Linked DNA regions of Homo sapiens: all the other regions are linked to region 3. The links are chromatin loops, found by intact Hi-C in ENCODE. Cell type or tissue: sigmoid colon. All regions are shown on one strand. Region 1 has its middle 2.7 kb from the start of IGF2BP1. Region 2 has its middle 5.1 kb from the start of PRAC1. Region 3 has its middle 3.4 kb from the start of HOXB8.

What was found. Hi-C counts contacts between places; a loop is a spot of excess contacts. Peaks named below come from ENCODE experiments on the same cell type or tissue, not always from the same donor. Only the 100,000 strongest peaks of a DNase experiment are listed, where the experiment ranks them.
Region 1: a loop joins it to region 3, with 3 times the contacts of the local background. A loop is called at or near these places in 6 of 110 quality-filtered maps.
Region 2: it touches region 3 in a loop (3.0-fold over the local background); 4 of 110 quality-filtered maps call a loop at or near these places.

Annotation. Positions count from the first base shown.
Region 1 is chr17:48,993,483-48,995,982 of GRCh38, forward strand. No RefSeq gene overlaps it. Among named protein-coding and RNA genes, the nearest start is that of IGF2BP1, 2.7 kb to the right of the region's middle. In sigmoid colon, no CTCF peak of the experiment used is centred here; no DNase peak of the experiment used is centred here; H3K27me3 peaks cover 2,500 bases.
Region 2 is chr17:48,716,214-48,718,713 of GRCh38, forward strand. It overlaps a transcript of PRAC2 not described here. Among named protein-coding and RNA genes, the nearest start is that of PRAC1, 5.1 kb to the right of the region's middle. In sigmoid colon, no CTCF peak of the experiment used is centred here; no DNase peak of the experiment used is centred here; H3K4me3 peaks cover 313 bases; H3K27ac peaks cover 647 bases; H3K27me3 peaks cover 2,500 bases.
Region 3 is chr17:48,617,475-48,619,974 of GRCh38, forward strand. No RefSeq gene overlaps it. Among named protein-coding and RNA genes, the nearest start is that of HOXB8, 3.4 kb to the left of the region's middle. RefSeq lists an enhancer at 36-559. In sigmoid colon, CTCF peaks have their summits at 1,290 (motif pointing left) and 1,491; DNase peaks (open chromatin) are centred at 422 and 1,257; H3K27ac peaks cover 598 bases; H3K27me3 peaks cover 2,500 bases.

The DNA.
Region 1 (2,500 bases), 380 kb after region 3:
TTTTCTTTCCTTTTTGTCTTTCCTTTTTTTAACTTGGCTTATTTCTCCAAGAAAAATATTCTTTTATTTTCATCTTTAAAAAAGTTGGTTTATTCTCTCAAACTTTTTTTTTCCTCTCTGCATGTATTTGTATATTCACATTGGAGGAAAATGGATTATTATCCTATCTTTAAAATGGAGTCAAATGTCAGTGTTTCTGAATTCAGATAATTAAATTCCATAACTAGACCAAACTGTTCTCCAGGAAAAAATAAAGAAGAGGAGGAAGAGGAGGAGAACAAGAAGAGGAAGAGGTATAACAGTATTAATATTACTATGTAGAATATACAATATATATTATATACGATATGTATTATAAAGGATAATTATTAAAGAAAAAACCATTTAATCCTGTAGCTATATTTTTAACTCTTACACAAGTGTAACTCTGCACTAAAGATTTATCTGTCCCAAAGAAGCAATGTAGAAAAAAAATTGAAAATAAATACAATATTTGATAGTAATCTTTAATGTTAACAAAAACAAAGAAAAGAAAGATGAAAAGTTATGGTACCTCAAGTCTGCCCATTTTTATCCCTAACCTAGGAATGTCAGTCTAGATAAGAAATAACCCTTAATGTGAGTGCTGGGCTCATTCAAAAGGGAGAGATGAAACACCAATCAATGTGATTTAGTTCCCCCAACCCCAGCCTAAAATAGCCAGGTCACTAAGGCAAAACTGATTTGGGGGCTAAAAAGATCTGTATCTCACCCCTGTTGTCTCCTCTCTTGTATTCTTGCAGCCTTTGCAGCTTCTGACTATACACACATAAGCCTTTTTTTGGGGGGTGGAGAGGATTAGAATTCAGTAAAACAGCTGATTTTTTAAAAAGAACTAATCAGTTTCAATTTAGCAATTATTGGTAATTTTTAATTAAATATTTAAAAGGATTTAAAAATAGCAGATTGTTCAAGTGAAATTTATATATTCTCTTCTAACGTTATCTTAAATACATTAAAACTGATTTCAGCTAACATTTAGTTAGTATATTTTTACATGGAAAAAAATCAACCTGAAAGTGAACTGAATTCACTGATTATTTTTAAAAATGTTGTTTCCCATTGACTCTAGGATAGTAAAAAGTGGACTGCATTTTATAGGAGTTTAGAGGTCTGGATGGAGATTTTTATGGGGTGTAACTTGCTTTTGTTTTAGGCATACAGAGGCAGAGTAGTGGATATGTCCCCCAGGGAGACAATCTGAGAAGTGCTTTTATTAGCACCTAAAGATTCAAATTAAATGAAAGAAACAGCACTTAAAGTTTCTGGGAACTGGGATGATCTGCCTAGTTGCCCTCCTCCTTGTTCCCCAATATAACAGAAAAGATTTAAGGAGATTGGGGCTCCTCTTTAGGAAAAGGCCAAGAAATACAACAGCCTTTTTGAGACCATCTTTTAGCCCTTTCAAAAGTCTACACACATCACCAAGAAAAGTTCCCGGGCAACAGAGCCACACGTTCTGGCCAAGATAATTTTTTCCCCCCTGGACTCTAATTTTCATCAATTCTCTTTGCTGTGCTGTTTGTATTAGCTTGTTTTTCATTTAAAAAAATGTTTATTGAGTGCCTACTATGTGGCATGCCTGTTTCCTACTCATTGGTTTGTTTAAAAATAATGCTTGTGACCAACAGCTAAGTATTAAGAGTCAGATAAGGGGGGAGGGTCGGAGGTGTGTGTGTGGGGGTGAGACACAGATGTCTCCCACCTTCTTGGACAGAAAATATTCTCTTTCTACTCAACAACAAATAGCTCCTAGTACTTTAATTCTTGTTGTTCCATGGGAAAAAAAAATCACAAAAACAAAAATCCGACAAACACGTGGCTGGGTAGAACAAAACGCTCATTGGGGAGGGTGGGCTCTAAGGTGGTGGAGGATATAGAGAAACCGAGTTGGAAGCCCTCCCCCGCCCCTAAGTCCCAGCCCCATTTCTTTTCAGCGCGCCGGGAAAACGGGGAGGGGGACAAAGGTGCTGCGTGCTGTCTTTCAACTCCCGACTTTTTGAATGGCATACAATCGTCCGGCCGCAGAGCGGTGAGCCAAAGTCGGAGTCAGCTCAGACTCTGCAAACGAAAAATAATAACAATAAAAAAAATTCAAGGCATTCATATCGGTGTAGTCAACACGTGTTGCGGAGTCGGCCCGGGCCGCAGGCGACTGAGACAATGGGGTCGGGGACTGGGGAAGGGGAGTGACCCCCTTCCTCACCTGCCCTCCCAGCACGCGTGCCCCCGCTAGAATTATCCTCCCTCCCACAGAGTCCGGAGTAACACCCCAGTTTTCGCCCTGTTCAAGGGGATTCCAGAATTTCTGGGGGTCGACCCCTCCTTTTTCCCCGTTCCCTGGGCGAGGGGGTTCCAGGGTCTCCGGGCCGCGCTCTCGGCCACCCCTGGCGCCATCCCAGCCTCCGCCGCTAGAAACTCGTTGGCCTCGCTCGCCGCTCCGCCGTGGAGCCGGGGCTTG
Region 2 (2,500 bases), 99 kb after region 3:
TCCCACCCCTTCTTTGCTTCCTCCACCTATTTCCTGCATTGCTCTTTTTCTTTGTAAACAGGCACAGGCTTTCAGGGGGTGGGAGAGCAGTGTTAAAATTTTAAAAGTAAAACACACAAATCTTGAATGTTTAGTTTAATGAATTTTTACACATGTATACAGGCACATAACCACCACCTTGATCAAAACACGGAACATTTTGAGCACCTTAAAAGGCCCCCTTTTATTTCCTTCTAACAATGGGGACTTTTTTTTTTTTTTAAGACACAGTGTCTGCTGGGCCTCATGGCTCATGCCTGTAATCCTAGCACTTTGGGAGGCCGAGGCAGGGGGATCACTTGAGCCCAGGAGTTCGAGACCAGCCTGGGAAATATGGCAAAACCCCATCTCTACCAAAAATACAAAAAATTAGCTGGGCTTGGTGGTGCACACCTGTAGTCTCAGCTACCTGGGAGGCTGAGGTGGGAGGGGGAGGATCACTTGAGCCTGGGAGGTTGAGGCTGCAGAGAACAGTGATCACACCACTGCACTCCAGCCTGGGCAACAGAGCAAGACCCTGTCTCAAAAGAGAGAGAGAGAGAGAGAAGCTCATTGCAGCCTCGAACTCCCGGGCTTAAGCAATCCTGCCACTTCAGCCTCCTGAGTAGCTAGGACTACAGGTATGCACCACATCTGGCTATTTCAGAAGGGGGAATTTTTAACCTAGAATTTTTGAAGCATTCTATTTCAGGGGATACTACTCTCATGTCTCTAACAAACATACTCAGTGGCATAACAATTTCACTCTTAGGAATTATTTTTAAAAGTAAACATGGAAACAAAAAATCGAAATGATTTTTAGATAAATAAATGCAATCATTAAAATCAAGCTTTTGAAGAATATTTAATAACACTGGGAAATGTTCATAATCTAACATTAAATAAAAGGCAAGACAAAAAAATTCTTGCAGAATCTCAGTTTTGAAATTGTACATATGTGCAAGGAAAAATAACTGAAGAAAATATAACAAAAGAGTAGCTTGGTAAACTTTGGGTGGTAGTATATGGGGTGAATTTTATTTCCTTCTTTATAATTATTTTTATATTTTGAAATTCTTAATAATAAGAATGTGTTACTTTTCTAATCAAGAAAAAAATTTCTTCTTTTCATTTGTTTGTTTTCTAGAGACAGGGTCTTGCTCTGTTGACCAAGCTGGAGTACTTTTCTAATCAGGAAAAGAAATTCTTCATTTTATTTATTTATTTTCTAGAGACAGGGTCTTGCTCTGTTGACCAAGCTGGAGTAGACTAGGCTGGAGTGCAATGGCAGGATCAAGGCTCACTGCAGCCTGAAACTCCCTGGCGATCTTCCTACCTCTGCCTCCGGAGTAGCTGGGACTACAGGCAAGTGCCACCATGCCTGGCTAATTAAAAAAAAAAAATTGTAGAGACGGAATCTGGCTATATTGCCCACGGTGGTTTTGAACTCCTGGCCACAAGCAATCCTCCCATCTTGTCCTCCCAAAGTGTTGAGATTATAGGTCAGCTGCGGTGTCCAGCTGAAACTCCTCTTTTTAAATATGGGTACAGCCTAAAAGACTAACTTTAGGGAAATCGTTTTCTAAATTATGACAACTTCTTTCATTGCATATTATGCAATCTAAAAATAGCACTTAGAAGACTGCAATAACTTGAGGAATTGCTTAGGACACAGAAAATGTACAGTATGTTTTCAAACCAAATTAGGTTGTGTATAACTAGGTTGAGGGGAAGGGGAACAAAAAGTAACTATTAACAGTGGTTAAAAATTATAAAACATACACGTTGAAACAATTTTTTTAATTTAAAAGGGGCTGTTTATAAAAAAGTTTTAAAAGTAGCTCTGTGTTTTAAGACCCGTGTTCTACTTGCTGCGATCGGGATAGTTTTTTTTTCCACTTTGAGGCTCTTTTTTTTTTTTTTTAAGGGGCAGGAACATCATTTTGCATCAGGCCCTGTAAAAAAAAAAAGGGGGGGGGGGTGGGTAGGAACCAGGATGTTGGGGAAAATTATTTCAATGTGTTGAGTCTGAAGCTTTTTGGAAAGCAATGTAGATGTGATCTCGTTTGCTCTGAATCGAATTCCACAGAAACCGCTGTGCCGAATACTGCAAATCCTTAACTTTCATAAACGCCGGCACCGAACTCAACGCAAAACTACCCAAGTGCCAAAGACCATTTCTGGGAAGCTCATTCCATGAGACCTTCGCATTTTTCCAAATCAAAGGCTTCCCTTCGGATCTAATTATTTCTCCTCTACAGGGCTGCGGGAGGGGGAGGGGATGTGAGACTAGGGCAACAGATTAAGATTGAAAGTCCTTTCTCGCAGCTTCATTTTCGCCCCCACACTGTCCCAAATGCTTAGAACCCTCCTCGTCAGAATGGGAACGGTGCCCCCGCTTGTCCTAAAAGACACAGACCAGGTCCGTGAACTTGACCCAGGCGCCCACGCCTCTTTTCCCCGAAGGTCAGACAAAGGCAGA
Region 3 (2,500 bases):
AAATCATCTCTACACCGTGCCAGAAATTCCTGATGGAAGGAAAATGTTTCTGTTATAGGAAAAAAAAAAAAAAAAAACGAAAGAGCGAGGAGACAATTTATAAACACCCAGCGGAGCGCAGATTTATTAGAGAAACTCAAGTTGAGGAGAAACTCCGCTTACCTCCTTGCACTAAGTCCTGGTGGGGGAGAGGAGAGGCTGCAGCTGGGGTGATTTTGAGGGGGTGGGAGTATCTATTGCTGGCGCAGGTTTGTCGGATGGAAGGCAGGGATCCGGCGGGGCCGGGAGGACACAGGAGATTTGGAATGCAAGGGGCTGTGAACAACCAGGGTGCGGGTCTCAGAACGAAAGTGCCCGGAGTCCAGACCTCCAGCTGCTCAATGAGGAAAGGACCGGCGCCCCCAGGTTTGCCTGCGGCCAGGGCCAAGGCGCACTGAAGCCGCACCTCTCACCTGGAAGCCCAGGAACCCAGGGAGAACAGAGCTCCTGCGTCCTGACGCCGCGCCCGCCTTCGCGCCCATGGGAAAACGCGCATTCTTTGGGAGCGCGCAAAGCATCCAGAGACCACATCCGAGCCTTCCCGCACCCTGCTGCCCTGGGGAGCCCCTGCCCCGTGCCTAGGTCGCCCTGCGCGAGCCCAGCCCAGCCCTGGACTCATACAAAGGCTCCAGAGCTTGCGCCCGTGCGAAGCCGCCCTGCCGGCTTTGGGCATCTCCGAATCCCCACAAAAGCTATGGCTCCATTCCCCCACACACACAAACTGGGGGGTCTCGGGCTGGCTTACGTGATTTTCTCTCCAGCCGATGGGCAGCTTCCTCTCCATCCTACCTTCTTTTGCCGGCTAGCCCCTCTCACCTGACCTGCTGACCCGCATCCAGGGACATTCCTTTCGCCTCCTTTCACGGAAAATCTCGTTGTTTCGAATCAATTCTCCTTTTGGATTTGGACCCATTATTCCTATTATTACTATTATTCCCCGTTTTCACGCATTTGTTGCCCCACCGAACACAGCAACTGGGTGAGAATCACTGAGCCCTCCTCTTGGGGAAAATTCAGAAAATTGACCATTTGAGGAGATGGGGGAACACTACTATAACTGAAATCTATAAAATGGGGGTAAGGCCATAACGAGCCCTATTTTTTTTATTAGGTACAAATTATTCATGACTTTTGGTAGCACTCAGTTCCTGGATTCAGGGCCGACCAAGGCGCGGTGCCGGGAGCAGACATCCGCAGCTGCCGCTCCAGGGAGTTTCACATGGAGCAAGGGTGCCATCTAGCGGCTGCTCTGCGAAAAGGCGCCGCAGCCACCGGCTCCACCAGTTTTCTGGGAGAGCAGCCGCAGAGGTGGCCAGCAGGAGAAACTTTCATAACTAGCAGTAAAAGGGGAGGGATAGGGAGTGGGCATCGGAATCAGGAAACGGTTCATGAAATTGTGTAGATAAGCTAAAAAATAGAAAAAAAACACAACAGAGGGGAGGAAAAAAAAGAAGCCCTAAGCTTTTTTCTTTCTACGTACACCTCCCACCCCTGCCCCTAATTTCTAGCGGAGACCGCAAAGCAGTGCGCCCTTTATGGCCTGTAAAAAGGGGGACCGAGCAGTTTTCAAACTCCACGCGATTGTTTCAAATTCTGAGGAGAAACAGTTGGGCTTTTTGTCGGGGGAGAGGAGGCCTGAGAGGATAGGATGAGACTGTAAAAGAATCAAGAGGCTGCCCGCGCCCAGACGTCTGGCCCCGCCGGACCTGAGTGTGTGTGTGTGTGTGTGTGTGTGTGTGTGTGTGTGTGTGTGTGTGCGCGCGCGCGCAGGAGGCTCCTCGTTTCCGACGCCTGATTCTGGAGGGGGTGTGAAGAACAAAGACAAGAGCCCCAGTTGCAATTTCTGAAGCATTTGCGACAACAAAGTGTTCTTTCCCGGCTTCTCTCTTCTCCCTCTCTGCCCCCTGCCACCCCCCGCCCCGGAAGCCCGGAGCCCCGTGTTCTGTGCGGGTGAGGGTGAAGGCTGCCGGAGCGGGGCCCACCCATTCCCCCGCCAGGCCGGGAGCCCCGGCCCAGCTGCGGCTCTCTCAGCTCCGGAAAGTTTCCCCTCGCTGTTTGCTTTGCTGCTGTTTAGTTTCTTAACCTTCAGAAATTTATACGCTATAAACTTTTATAGCGGTCATATTATTTTATTGCTGCGCACACGGCATTGAATTCCTCTCCCGGCTTCTCTCTGCCTCGCACTCTGGCGGTGTCCCTCTCTGAATCTCTCTTTTATGACAACTGATTTCCCCATCTCCGGCTTCCGAGCCTCCGCATCTTCGCCTTTGTTTGTCTTTAAAGAAGCAGCCCTGGGCTGGGGACCCAGACGCTGCAGGCAGAGGCCCCTCCAAGCGCCCTCGCCCCTACCACGCAGCACTCCCCTCTGTTCCAGCCTCGCTGAGCGTTTGCTTTAGGCAGAAACCGACCTTCTGTCTTTGCTGTCAGCACCGGCTGGGCCTGGGTAGCCCAGGATGGGGCA